2 separate regions of the Homo sapiens genome follow, and region 1 is linked to region 2. The links are chromatin contacts, found by Hi-C or POLR2A ChIA-PET in ENCODE. All regions are on one chromosome and are shown on one strand. Each heading gives the region's core, a stretch centred on a gene start or an enhancer-like site at or near the end of the contact. The rest is flanking DNA. Distances are from core to core; before and after follow the strand shown. Region 1 overlaps MAP3K5 (mitogen-activated protein kinase kinase kinase 5). Region 2 overlaps MAP7 (microtubule associated protein 7).

Region 1 (6,299 bases), core at 3,647-6,146, 81 kb before region 2:
CTGAAGTCAGTCTGAGAATGCTGTTTCAAGGCAGACTTTCCAGTGAGGTGCACCTGATGAGTAAGGACAAATATGAACTTAACAGGTGAATGGGGAGTGGAGATCCAGGTGAGGCGACTTCTCGCATGAGTTAATGCCAGGATGTGTGAAACTTTACTGTGTGTTAAGGGAGGCTTGCTGGCTCAGCAGCACTGGTGCTTAAAGTAAAAGGGGAGGGATGATGCTGGAGTGGGGAGCAGGCTCAGATCCCAAAGGGCTCCTTATGAAATGTTAAGGAATCAGCAAGGAGGGTTGGGGAGCCGGGGAAAATTTTTATCTGAAATAATATTATAGACCAGCACTGGACCTATGATTCTACAGTAAGAGAAATGTCATTTATCTGCCCTGTCCAATACATTAGCCACTAGTCATATGTGGCTATTAGACACTAAACATGGCTACCATGGCTGAGGCACTGAATTTTTATTATTTAAATGTCAGTGTTAATAACCATATGTGGGTAGTAGTGACCATATTGGACAGTGAAGCTATTGATGGATCATTCCGATGGCTGTGTGAGGATGGTTTATTTAGTAAGATTTATTCCATAACATTTTTAACCCTCTGCTATGCACTTGGCACTAGAATGTAGGCACAAGGCACTAGGAATATAGCTATGCCTCAGTTGGTCCCAGATCCTGCCTGCATGGATCTCTTGCAATGCTTGTTAAAAATTAAAATGCCTGGCCCTTCTCAGAATCTGGAGGTGCAAGCTGGAATTCTGTACTTTTAAGTAAACCCAGATGATTCTTGTCATCACTGCAGTGTGAGAACCACTATTCTATGTTTGGCCAGTTGGAGACTGGAGGCAGGATGGCCAGTTAGGAGACTCTGTGTTGTGGCCAGACTGTTCCTAAACTGTCTAGGAGAAGGAGAACCATAAAGATCCCTAGTGATCATGAATAGCTGTTAGGATCTGAGGCCACCCTCACAGCAATGGAAGGGATTTAGAAAATCCCCGTTTTCCCAAAGCAGGAATGTATCTAATTCCTTAAAGGTCGCACTGTCTCCCTTCCATAGATGGGAGCTCCCAGCAATCTGGAGTCCATAGGGTTGCCAGTCACCCCTCCTGACTCCAGCCTACTCCTGGCCTCTTGGTAAAGCTATCTCTTAGGGGATATGGGGCTCACACCCCTTCCCATCAGCCCCTGAAATAAGGCAATGAGAATCATCTCCTTAGAGACACACCTTTGACATGTCCTATCCTCAGAGAGGTTCATTCAGCCTCTTTTAGACTCTTCGTGGTCAGCCCCATAGAGGAGGGCTTCTTAATACCTGGCAAGATATCAGCAGTAAGGCTGCCTGTGACTGGAAATCCTGCCAGGCTCCTCTCTTGCAGCCTGGGGTCCCAATCACTCACGTGTATGAGCTTATGTTCGAGGAACTTGTAACCTCTGTGATATCTGGAAACTGTCACCGTGCTCCCCTGGAAATAGTTACACTTGAGCTTCTTCCCATTTACAGTGACACAGAAAGGCACTACGCATTCTCACTTGCCTGGAAATCGTCATAACTTAAGAAGGTAGAAATCTCAGGCGTGGATTTGATCATATTTCCACCACAAACGTATAAAGCAAACTGTCTCAGCACCACCTGTCTTGCTCTTTCCACCCCTTACAATAGAGAAAACATCCATTTTCCTACAGAAGGCCAATCCCTCACAGATGAGTTCTGGCTCCTGTGGAGCCCCCGTGACTCCTCCAGCTTCTGCCTCTCCCAGTGAGTTCCATATACACATGCTCTAATGTCTTTTGTCCTAAACCCGTCCTTCCCCTGATCTACAAATGGCCTCACTGGCTGACACCACCACCTTTTTTTGCCCCACATCACAGCTTCCCGTCTTGAAGTACAGTGTCTCCAGATCTCCACCTCTTCCTTCCCACCCATGTAGCGTCTCCCCTTCCACGCGATCACTGGGCCTGCTCTGGCCAAGATCTAATGAGATCTCTTTAGCCAAATCCAACAAGTGCCTTTCTCAACCTACTCAACTTCTCAGTGGCTCTCAGCCTGGATGACTGTTCTCTCTTACTTTCGCCCTCTCCTGTGTGGGCTTCCATGACACCCCATTTTCTCTGTTTTCCTCCAACCTCATGGCTGCTCCTTGTCATTCTCCTTGGCTGCCTGTTCATCCCCTTCTTTTCCTCTAAATATTGGCATTCTTAAGGGCCGGGTCTATGCTGTCTTTTTATCTTTCCCCAAATTATGTCATCCTTTACTTTAAATACCATCTCCAGCCAGGTAGGCTGCTGAGGTTCTATCTAGCCCAGTCTTCTGAGCTCCAGACTCATATCCAATTGCTTTTTTCTTTTTTAGATGGAGTCTTGCTGGCGGCTGGAGTGCAGTGGCATGATCTTGGCTCACTGCAACTTCCGCCTCCTGGGTTCAAGCAATTCTCCTGCCTCAGCCTCCTGAGTAGCTGTCACTACAGGCACACACCACCATGTCAGGCTAATTTTTGTATTTTTAGTAGAAGCGAGGTTTCACCATGTTGGTGTCTTGAACTCCCAACATGAGATAATCCTCCTGCCTCAGCCTCCCAAAGTGCTGGGATTACAGCCGTGAGCCACCGCGCCCAGCCGCCCAATTGCCGTCTTCATTTTTCAAACTGAACTGTCAAATAACACCCCTTATCCACTAAAAAGAACTTTCCTTTTTGGCCTGTATTATTTCTCATCTTAGAATATAAGTACGATATGCATCCATTCAGTTTCTTAGGCCAGAATTCTACTTTGGAGTCATTTTTGATTCTTCCTTTTCACACTCTTCACTCCAGTCCATCAGCAACTCCTGCTGGCTACCTGACATATAGTAGATGATCCACAACTGTATGTTGGATGAATGAATGCATGTGCCTAATAGAGAAGGGGACTCAATCTAGAATCAGGTTCACTCATTTAAAATCAAGCAGGCCGGGTGCGGTGGCTCAACACCTGTAATCCCAGAACTTTGGGAGGCCGAAGCAGGTGGATTACTTGATGTCAGGAGTTTGAGACCAGCCTGGCCGACATGGCGAAACCCTATACAAAAATTAGCCAGGGGTGGTGGCACATGCCTGTAATCCCAGCTACTTGGGAGGCTGAGGCAGGAAAATCACTTGAACCTAGGAGGCGGAGGTTGTAGTGAGCCAAGATCATGCCACTGCACTCCAGCCTGAGCAAAATAGTGTGACTCTGTCTCAAAAATAAAATAAAATCAAACCGAGGAGGGAATCAGGGCTCTGCACATAGAACATGCAGAATATCTGTAAGTCCCTTTATTTCCTTAACGAGCCATAGTGACAGGCACTCGGTTCCATCCTTAAGCATATACAGTTTTACCTCATTAGGCCTCCTTTTAGGCAGTCGGTAGTCACAGCAACGTTAAAATTCACAGGCGTGACACAAGTCCTCTCATTACTGGATAATCAAACCACATGATATGACCAAAAAGCCAAAATACAGGATAATTCAAGTCCTTACTCCTTCTCTTCTTTAGATACACATACATTTACCACACACACACACACACACAAACACGGAAACACACGATAGGAATCCCTCATCTTGTACTCTTCTAGTCTAGTCTGTACTAGTCTCTTTACTCCCAAGAAACAACAATTTTGTCTTTGAAATATGAATGATGCACACCTCCGTTTCTGAGTGTGGCATGCATCTCATAAAAATGGGCTGGTGAAGAAACTCACCAAGTCTGAAGGATCAGCAGTGAGTTCCACTGCAGGGCTTGTATCCCTTCTTGTAAAGAGATCAGCTACTCAGTCAAGCCAAGAGCTCTTCTTCAGCTGTATTCTTCCATCAGTAACATTTAACTTTAGGGACTTGACATCTCATAGCAGTGAAACTCTTTCTCCCAAGCAGCTATTTTTTTCTGTTCTAAAGTCCGTTCCCCCCAAATAGCGAGATGTTGACTCTAAAGTGAAACAAGGCACACTATAGACCTTGACCTTCCCCAGGAATGACTCAAAAGCAGTTTGGTGTTTGGGCCCCCCTTCAAACCTTTCTTCTCTCAGACAACCTTACTATTACCAGCAAGGAAGAGGTCACCCATTTCCTTTCTGCTGTAGCAGCACTGCCCAAAATATGGTCCGTGAAATGCTAGGCCCATGAGCTGCTCCAGAATATGTGGAAACAATACATGCCAGGCATTTCCCCTGCCATATATCATTTGCATACTGGTACTTAATTGGTCAATTCAGCAACTCTTTGTGGCTTCCTCTTGCTTCCTGCCTTCTAGTGATTCAGCTACAGAACTATTTAAATAACAGCAGATAAGTCAACCAATTCATCCTGGGGAGACTTTCCAGTTACTGACCAGTAAGGTGGTTTCCCCCGAGGTCAGCTGTTCCTGAAAGCTGTATGTACTTCCGTCTTTCTCGCTACAGCTGAAACCAATGTCATGAGTCCCCTATCCTTGAGATCAGGGCAGTTGATTCAGTTCAGCCCAAGAGGAATTAAGTAAGAAGGAGATTCCAGGCAACAGTGGATTTCCTTTTCTATAATTTTATACCTTCATTCTTTATTAAAATGCTTTTGTAGCATTAGGATGTGTGTTTGATAAAGATGTTTCTGGCAAAAACCACTTTCTTTTTTTTTTTTTTTTTTGCATATCTGTCCATAGGATAGATCATGGACAGTATTTTATTGTGATTCAGATACCCGTTTCTCTCATTAGGAGTGAGGCTGAGAAGTTTTATATACATTTGGGAGCTTTTTGTGTTTTTCTTTCTGTGAACTGTTCAGGCATACATATACAGAGACTGACTAGCTGTCCTCCAGACCTGTTTCCTTTTCCTTCTGGGGTTTCCCAGCCTCCTGGCAAGTAACTGTGGCTGGTGGACTGAGGCTTGGGCAATGGATGGTGGGCCCGAGTGGCAACTCACCCAAGCATGATTCATAAAAACTTCCTATGAGATCCTCCTACTCTTTCTTCCCCATCTGCTGGAAAGATGTTGACACCCAGAGCAACCTATGAAGCTTTCTTTAAAACCAATGTTTGAGGAAATATAGGCAACTCCACTGTCTTATTCTCCATCCAAATAAAGAAGCAGCTCATGTCTACTAGAGAATCATAGTATCTGAGAACCAGGACAGACCTAAGAGATCATCTAGTCCATCTGTTTCCAAAATTTGTTTTCAGTGATGAATCCTTTTTTATATGAATCCTTAAGCAGAACTGTGATATATGACAGTCAGCATATTTTCTCTGGTTTCAGGTATAACAGGATTGGAACCTGTGGTCTAGACCTACAGCATCCCACTCACTCATCCCAACCAAGGCAGCCCCAAGATGCTAATGGAGACACTTAAGCCCCTGAAGAACAGGCTTAAAGATTATCAATCTGACCCTGAATTTGATAAATATGAAAACTGAGACCCATAAATAGAAATAATTAGTAGTCAGTAAAAATGAGGGGATCAGACCCTCAGTAGACCCACTGAACTTGGGCTTCCTTGACTGTTTTGGTACCCCAGAGATATCCCTCCCAGGGCCTGGGAGGCCCTTTCCTGGCTACCCTGCTGTATGGGTTATGCTGAGCAAGGGAGGCAGTCATAACACATGACCGTTCCCTTACATAGCATAATTATGCTGCTCATTGCAACAAGATATTTGACAAAGAATATGGCCTCTTTCAATGGGTGTTTCAGTATGTGTACATTTTTTAAAGTGTCAATTATCTTTTCCCTCCTCTCATCACAAGCAGAATATCTCAGGAGTATATCCTTGCCGGTACCTGTGCTGGTGGAGGACACCAGCAGCAGCAGTGAGTACGGCTCAGTTTCACCCGACACGGAGTTGAAAGTGGACCCCTTCTCTTTCAAAACAAGAGCCAAGTCCTGCGGAGAAAGAGATGTCAAGGGAATTCGGACACTCTTTTTGGGGTAAAGACCTGACTTACTTGGGGTGAGAGAAGTGTGTTGTTAAGTGTGTCATTTTATAAAGGGAACTGTGATTTATGCTGCATAAATTTTCTCAGCATTCCAGATGAGAATTTTGAAGATCACAGTGCTCCTCCTTCCCCTGAAGAAAAAGATTCTGGATTCTTCATGCTGAGGAAGGACAGTGAGAGGCGAGCTACCCTTCACAGGATCCTGACGGAAGACCAAGACAAAATTGTGAGAAACCTAATGGAATCTTTAGCTCAGGTAAATCCTCTCCCAGGTGCTTCATTTCCCAAAGGTTACATATTTTATCTGTGTCCTAACCGCCTGCAGCTGTCACAGATGATGTGAAAGGCAAGAGGAACCTGTAGTGATCATCATGAT
Region 2 (6,466 bases), core at 3,428-5,927:
TTGCTTGATGGCAATGTCCTATGCTAATGGACAGGTTTCTGCCAGTGGTTGAGATTATGGATGCTTACACTGGGGATGCCAAATGTATCCAGGCTTATTTTTGCAGGCTTATTTTCACATACTTATTTTCAGCACCAAGACTTCTTATTCTAAGTTTGGTTAGCCATCTTTTCTTTCAATACTTCTTGTTTCTCTGTGCTAGTCTTGATTTGTTCTCTAGTCACTCAGAAGTAAGTGCTGTGAACACTTACGATGGAGAAAGCACCAAATTAAATGTTATTTGCGGCTATAATTGAACATATATATGCCAGCGGATCTGTGTCCTGGTGAAGTAGATACTGTCTCGCTTGGAGCTCTTCCCTCTACCTGGTATGTACTTCTGCTGCTTCTCCTCTCTCCACTTCACTCTCCCTGGTCAACACCTACTTGTCCTTCAGTTTAAATGTCATTTCCTTGGCCAGGCATGGTGGCTTATGCCTGTAATCCCAGTGCTTTGGGAGGCCAAGGTGGGAGGATCATTTGAGCCCAGGAGTTCAAGAACAGCCCTGGCAACAGAGACCCCGTCTCTACAAAAAATACAAAAATTAACCAGGTGTGGTGGTGTGCACCTGTGGTCTCAGCTACTCCGGAGGCTGAGGTGGGAGAATCCCCTGAGCCCAAGGAGGTCGAGGCTGCAGTGAGCCATGATCGTAGCACTATACTCTAGCCTAGGCAGCAGAGTGAGACCTTGTCTCAAAAAAAAAAAAAATTGTCATTTCCCTAAGGATGTCCCCAGACCAAGCTAGTCTCAGATTCTAGGCCCTTTCTTACTCCAGGCAAATTGTGTATTAAGTGTTTGCTGAGTCGTTTATTGTCTGTCTCCTCAACTAGACGAAGCTTGCAGAAAGCAATGAATATGTCTGTCAGATTCACACTGTGCCCCCAGCAACTAATACAGAGTCTAGTATGCACGTACTTTCTTTTATTGTGCTTCATGGATACTGCATTTTTTTTACAAATTGAAGGTTTGTGGCAACCCTATATCAAGGAAGTCTGTTGGCGCCATTTTTCCAATAGCATGTGCCTACTTCTCATCTCTGCATCACATATTGGTAATTCTTGCAATATTTCAAACTTTTTCATTGTTATTCTATCTGTTATGGTAATCTGTGATGGGTGATCTTTGATGTCACTATTGTAATTGTTTTGGGATGCTACAAACCATGCCCACATAAGATAGCAAACTTAACAAATATTGTGTGTGTTCTGACTACTCCACCAACCCAGCCATTTCTGTCTCTCTCCCTCTCCTCAGGCCTCCCTATTCTTTGAGACATGACAATTTTGAAATGAAGTTAACTAATAACCTTACAATGGCCCCTAATCTAAGTGCTCAAGTGAAGAATTACATGCCTCTCACTTTAAATCAAAAGCTAGAAATGATTAAGCCTAGTGAGGGAAGGCATGTTGAAAGCCTAGATAGGCTGAGAGCTAGGCCTCTTGCGCCAAACAGCCAAGATGTGAATGCAGAGGAAAAGTTCTTAAAGGAAGCAAAAAGTGCTACCATGGTAAACACAAATGATAAGAAAGCGAAACAGCCTGAATGCTGATACAAAGAAGATTTGAGTGGTCTGGATAGAAGATCAAACCAGCCACACGTTCTCTTAAGCCAAAGCTTAATCCAGAACAAGGACCCTAACTCTCTTCAATTTTATGAAGGCTGAGAGGTGAGGGAACTGCAGAAAAAAAGTTTGAAACTAGCAGAGGATGGTCATGAGGTTTAAGGAAAGAAAGTGTCTCCATAACATAAAAGCACAAGGTGAAGCAGCAAATGCTGATGGGGAAGCTGCAGCAAGTTATCCAGATCTTGCTAAGGTAATGATGAAGGTGAGTTCACTAAACAACAGAGTTTCAATGGAGATGAAACAGCCTTCTGTTGGAAGAAGATGCCATCTAGGACGTTGATAGACAGAGAGTCAAAGTCAGTGCCTGGCTTCGAAGAACAGGCTGAATCTCTTGTTAGGGGATAATGCAGCTGAGTCATTGCAATCATTGACTTGGAGTTGAAGCCAATGCTCATTTGCCATTCTGAAAATTCTAAGGCCCTTAAGAATTATGCTAAATCTACTCTGTGTGCACTCTGTCAGTGGAACAACAAAGCCTGGATGACAGCACGTCTGTTTATAGCATGGTGTACTGACTATTTTAAGCCCGCTATTGAGACCCACTGCTCAGAAAAAAAGTTTTCTTTCAAAATATTACTGCTCATTGACAATGTACCAGGTCACCCTGATGGAGATGGACAAAAGAGGTTAATGTTGTTTTCTTTTTTTTTTTTTTTTTTTTTTTTTTTGAGACAGAGTCTTGCTCTGTCACCCAGGCTGGAGTGCTGTGATCTCAGCTCACTGTAACCTCTGCCTCCTGGGTTCAAGCTATTCTCCTGCCTCAGCCTCCCAAGAAGCTGGGATTACAGGTGTACACCACCACACCTGGCTAACTTTTTGTATTTTTAGTGGAGACAGGGTTTCGCCATGTTGGCCAGGCTGGTCTCAAACTCCTGACCTCAGGTGATCTGCTTGCCTTGGCCTCCCAACGTGCTGGGATTACAGGCATGAGCCACTGCACCCGGCCACAAGGAGGTTAATGTTGTTTTCATGCCTGCCATCACAACATCCATTTTTCAGTCCATGGATCAAGGAATAATTTTGACTTTCAAGTCTTATCACTTAAGAAATATATTTTGTAAGGTTATGGCTGCCATAGGTAGTGATTCCTCTGATGGATCTGGGCAAAGAAAATTGAAAACCTTCTGGAAAGGATTCACCATTGCAGATGCCATTAAGAACATTTATGATGCATGGAGGGAGGTTGGTGTGCCAAACCCCTATTGACTCCAGCGGGGATGGCACCAGGTTCAAGAGGCTGAAGAAGAGACCTAGAGCCAGCGAATGAGACATGGGTTTTACTGGGGACTTACGTACAGGTGAGAGAGTCCAGTGGTGGCAGACTGGGCAAAACCACCACCACCACTTGCAAAACACATGCAATTTATATAACATTTTCACTTAACACCCTCCCCCTAGCAACTTCCACCTGGCAAACCTCATTTAACCCAAAACAATGGGCCGTGATCCCCTGTATGGCCCATGTTCCACAGGATGCGTCTGGGGCTCAGGTGTTCCTCATAGACAAGGAATGGATCTCTGGGTTGGCCACTTCTGAGTACACATTGAGGTGCTCTGCCATACGGGGTCATTCTCAGGGTATACTCAGGTCGCATTATCACTGTCAGGTGCATCTACCATACAAAACTCAAAATATCAACATTAACAGGTGTTTGTAAGCAGTTGACCCCAACCTTCATGAATGACTTTGAGGGGTTTAAGACTTCAGTAGAGGAAGTAACTGCAGATGTGGTGGAAATGGCAAGAGAACTAGAATTAGAAGTAGAGCCTGAAGATGTGACTGAATTGCTGCGATTCCATGATAAAACTTGAACAGATTAGTTTCTTCTTATGGATGAACAAAGTAAGTGGTTTCTTGAGATGGAATCTACTTACGGTGAAGACGCTGTGAACATTGTTGAAATGGCAACAAAGGATTTAGAATATTACATAAGCTTAGTTGATAAAGCAGCAGCAGGGTTTGAGAGGATAGAGTCCATTTTTGAAAAAAGTCCTGTGGATGAAATGCTATCACACAACATCGCATACAACAGAGAAGTCTTTCATGAAAGGAAGAGTTCATGGACTTGGCAAATTTCATTGCTATCTTACTTTAAGAAATTGTAGCTGGGTGCAGTGGCTCATGCCTATAATCCCAGTGCTTTGAGAGGCAGAGGCAGGAGGATCATTTGAACCCAGGAGTTTGAGACCAGACCGGGCAACAGAGTGAGAACCTGCCTCTACCAAAAACAAAACAAAACAAAACAAAACCTAGCTTGGTGTGGTATCACAAGCCTATAGTCCTAGCAACTTGAGAGGCTGATGCAGAAGGATTGCTTGAGCCTGAGAGGTCAAGACTGCAGTGACCTGTGGTTGTGCTACTGCACTGCAGCCTGGGCAACAGAGTGAGACCCTTTCAAAAAAAAAAAAAAAGGGAAGAAATTGCCGCAGCACCCCAGCCTTCAGTGACTACTATCCTTATCAGTCAGCAGCCATCAACATGGAAGCAAGACCCTCCACCACCAAAAAGATTACAACTCACTAAAGGCTCCAATGATTCTTCGCATTTTTTAGCAATCAAGTAGTTTTTAATGAAGTTATGTACACTGTTTTGGGACATAATGTTGCACACTTAATAGACTACAGCGTAACGAAAACACAACTTTTGTATGCACTGTGAAACCAAAAAATGTGTGTGACTTGCTTTATTGCAATATTTGCTTTATTGGGGTGGTCTGGAACTGAACTGGCAGTATTCTGAGGTATGCCTTGTTGAGGCTTCCTAAATCTTCATTACATCAACAGGTGTCACACCCTAGATAAAAAGTTGAGAAGAATACATCCAACAATTTTTTACATCCGTAATAGTCTTAGAAACTTTGGTATTTACTTTTTCCACTGAAACAGTTCTCTTTTTCTGTTGAGCTGTTCTGTAGAACTTGAAGGAAATTATTTCTAGGTGCTGATTCAAGACCTCTTAGTCCATGGGTGCTAAGCCAGATGGCAGAAGCCCAAATCTGGTTCCTCATAAGATAACTGATTGGAGGCAACACACTCTGGCCCTGCCAGCCAGAGAATGAGACAGCATAGCTGGAGAGGTAGTCTGTCTAGGCCTTTAAACATTCCAGGGTTCAGGACTTTGTTTTGAATCTAGCAAAGGCCTGGAGATATCAGATCAATCACCACCCTGCCTAGTGATAATGACGGTGAATTTTGTATTAACGACCTTTGTCCACTAGCCTTTATGCAGGGATGACTTGTTTGTTTTCGGCTAGGACATTGGCTTGGACAGTCTGCAGTGGCTTACTTGGATCAAATTCTAGAGCTAGACCATTCCAGAAGCACCTTCTACCATCATTTTTCCTTGAACTGCCAGAGCTTATTATAAAACGTTCATTTCGTGTTTGTGGCATATCCTCATTACAGCCGTGTTTGAATTATTATAAGTATTTTCTTTCCTTTTGCACAGTTGAAATTCAGTTATCATGACCATATTAAGTGTAAGCCAGGGAGAACTTGCATACACAAATCCTTAGTGATTTAAACTCCCACTGAGCTCTTGACTAATAGTGTCCCTCACTCCCACCTGCTGCTCTGTGGATTAGGAAATATCGTGGAAAGTGAACTGGAGCTGCTGCTAATTTAACAAAGTCCACTGTGTACCTAGCCACATTCCCTCTAGTTCTCCACCTATTCAGTGCATCTCATTAAGCCACCCTCACAAATTTCCTTTTATGCTTCTCTTTTATAATACTATCTCTGCACTGCCTTTTTTTTTAAGGCCCAGAAAAACAGGTTCTTTGTGGGTAGACAGTTCCTGGTGCACACCTTTCATTCAGCACTGTAAAGATGCAAAGTGGCAACTGAGATATTAGGATTCAAAACCTCAGCACTCTGGATTTTTACCCTGGGCTTGGGGAATCAAATTTTCTTTTTATGAATTTGCTAGCTCTGATTCTTCTGTGACACCACAGTAGAAAATCCTATCCTAATTCTTAATGGTATTGTTCAGAATCCTATAACTTCCCCTTACCCATCTAGTAGTTTAGAATACCATAACATTAAAATTAGTATGAATTTTGAGTGGAACTCCAAACTGACCTCTTATATCAACACTTCTAATCATCAGCCAGATTTTCTCACAATCTAAGTAATTTCAAAATTATTCTCACTCCACTGCCATAAGTTTCAGTGACACACATCTACTTTGATGCTGCATGACCTTCACTTGAACTTCATTCAGCCAGCTGTGTGGGTTTATGCTGGGACTTGTTTCCACACCACCTACGATATCATGAACTCAGAAATTCCCCTAGGTACCCACAGACTTCAGATTCAGCAAACAATGATTTGCTCCCTACCCTATGCTAGATGTTTCCATACGCAGTAGTCTTCCGCTTGTCCTTCTAGGAGCCTCAGTCGATGCCTGAAACTTCAGATGGTACCAACCCCTATATGTATATACTATGTTTTTTCTATACATACCTGTGATACAGTTTAATTTATAAATTAGACACAGAGATTAATAACAATAATAAAATATAGCAATATACCATAATAAAAGTTATATGAGTATGGTCGCTCCCAAAATATCTTACTGTGTTGTACTCACCTATTTTCAGACTGTAGTTGACTGCAGGTAACTCAGAATGCAGAAAGCAAAACCAGCGATGAGGGTGGACTGCCGTGTGTGAGCTCATCCTCCTACCTGAAGAAAAGCCTCACACCTTCTGAACCTTCATCCTCTCCACCACCCCCAGGCTTCTGAACCCCCTGTGTTCTCACAGTTATGAGTCCTCCTTCCCACTCACTGGTGTTTTGTC

What was found. Hi-C counts contacts between places; a loop is a spot of excess contacts on that map. ChIA-PET counts read pairs that join two places held with the same protein, here RNA polymerase II (POLR2A). Pooled maps may share reads with other maps.
Region 1: a pooled map shows a loop between it and region 2 (10-fold over the local background). The contact joins two enhancer-like sites. A Hi-C loop is called at or near these places in 4 of 50 pooled maps. POLR2A ChIA-PET finds 5 or more read pairs at or near these places in 2 of 52 experiments (activated CD4-positive, alpha-beta T cell and naive thymus-derived CD4-positive, alpha-beta T cell).

What each region holds. Positions count from the first base shown.
Region 1 is chr6:136,592,053-136,598,351 of GRCh38, reverse strand. MAP3K5 (mitogen-activated protein kinase kinase kinase 5) reads left to right here. Exons shown (of 30, transcript NM_005923.4): 22 at 5,738-5,915; 23 at 6,011-6,179. Among named protein-coding and RNA genes, the nearest start is that of MAP3K5-AS1, 34 kb to the left of the region's middle. RefSeq lists an enhancer at 3,704-3,863. Within about 2 kb of position 4,896, at least 13 of the 41 ENCODE cell types and tissues checked have a DNase peak (open chromatin) inside an H3K27ac peak, as active enhancers do.
Region 2 is chr6:136,510,447-136,516,912 of GRCh38, reverse strand. The region is part of intron 1 of MAP7 (microtubule associated protein 7); the gene reads left to right. Among named protein-coding and RNA genes, the nearest start is that of MAP7, 37 kb to the left of the region's middle. Within about 2 kb of position 4,677, at least 4 of the 41 ENCODE cell types and tissues checked have a DNase peak (open chromatin) inside an H3K27ac peak, as active enhancers do.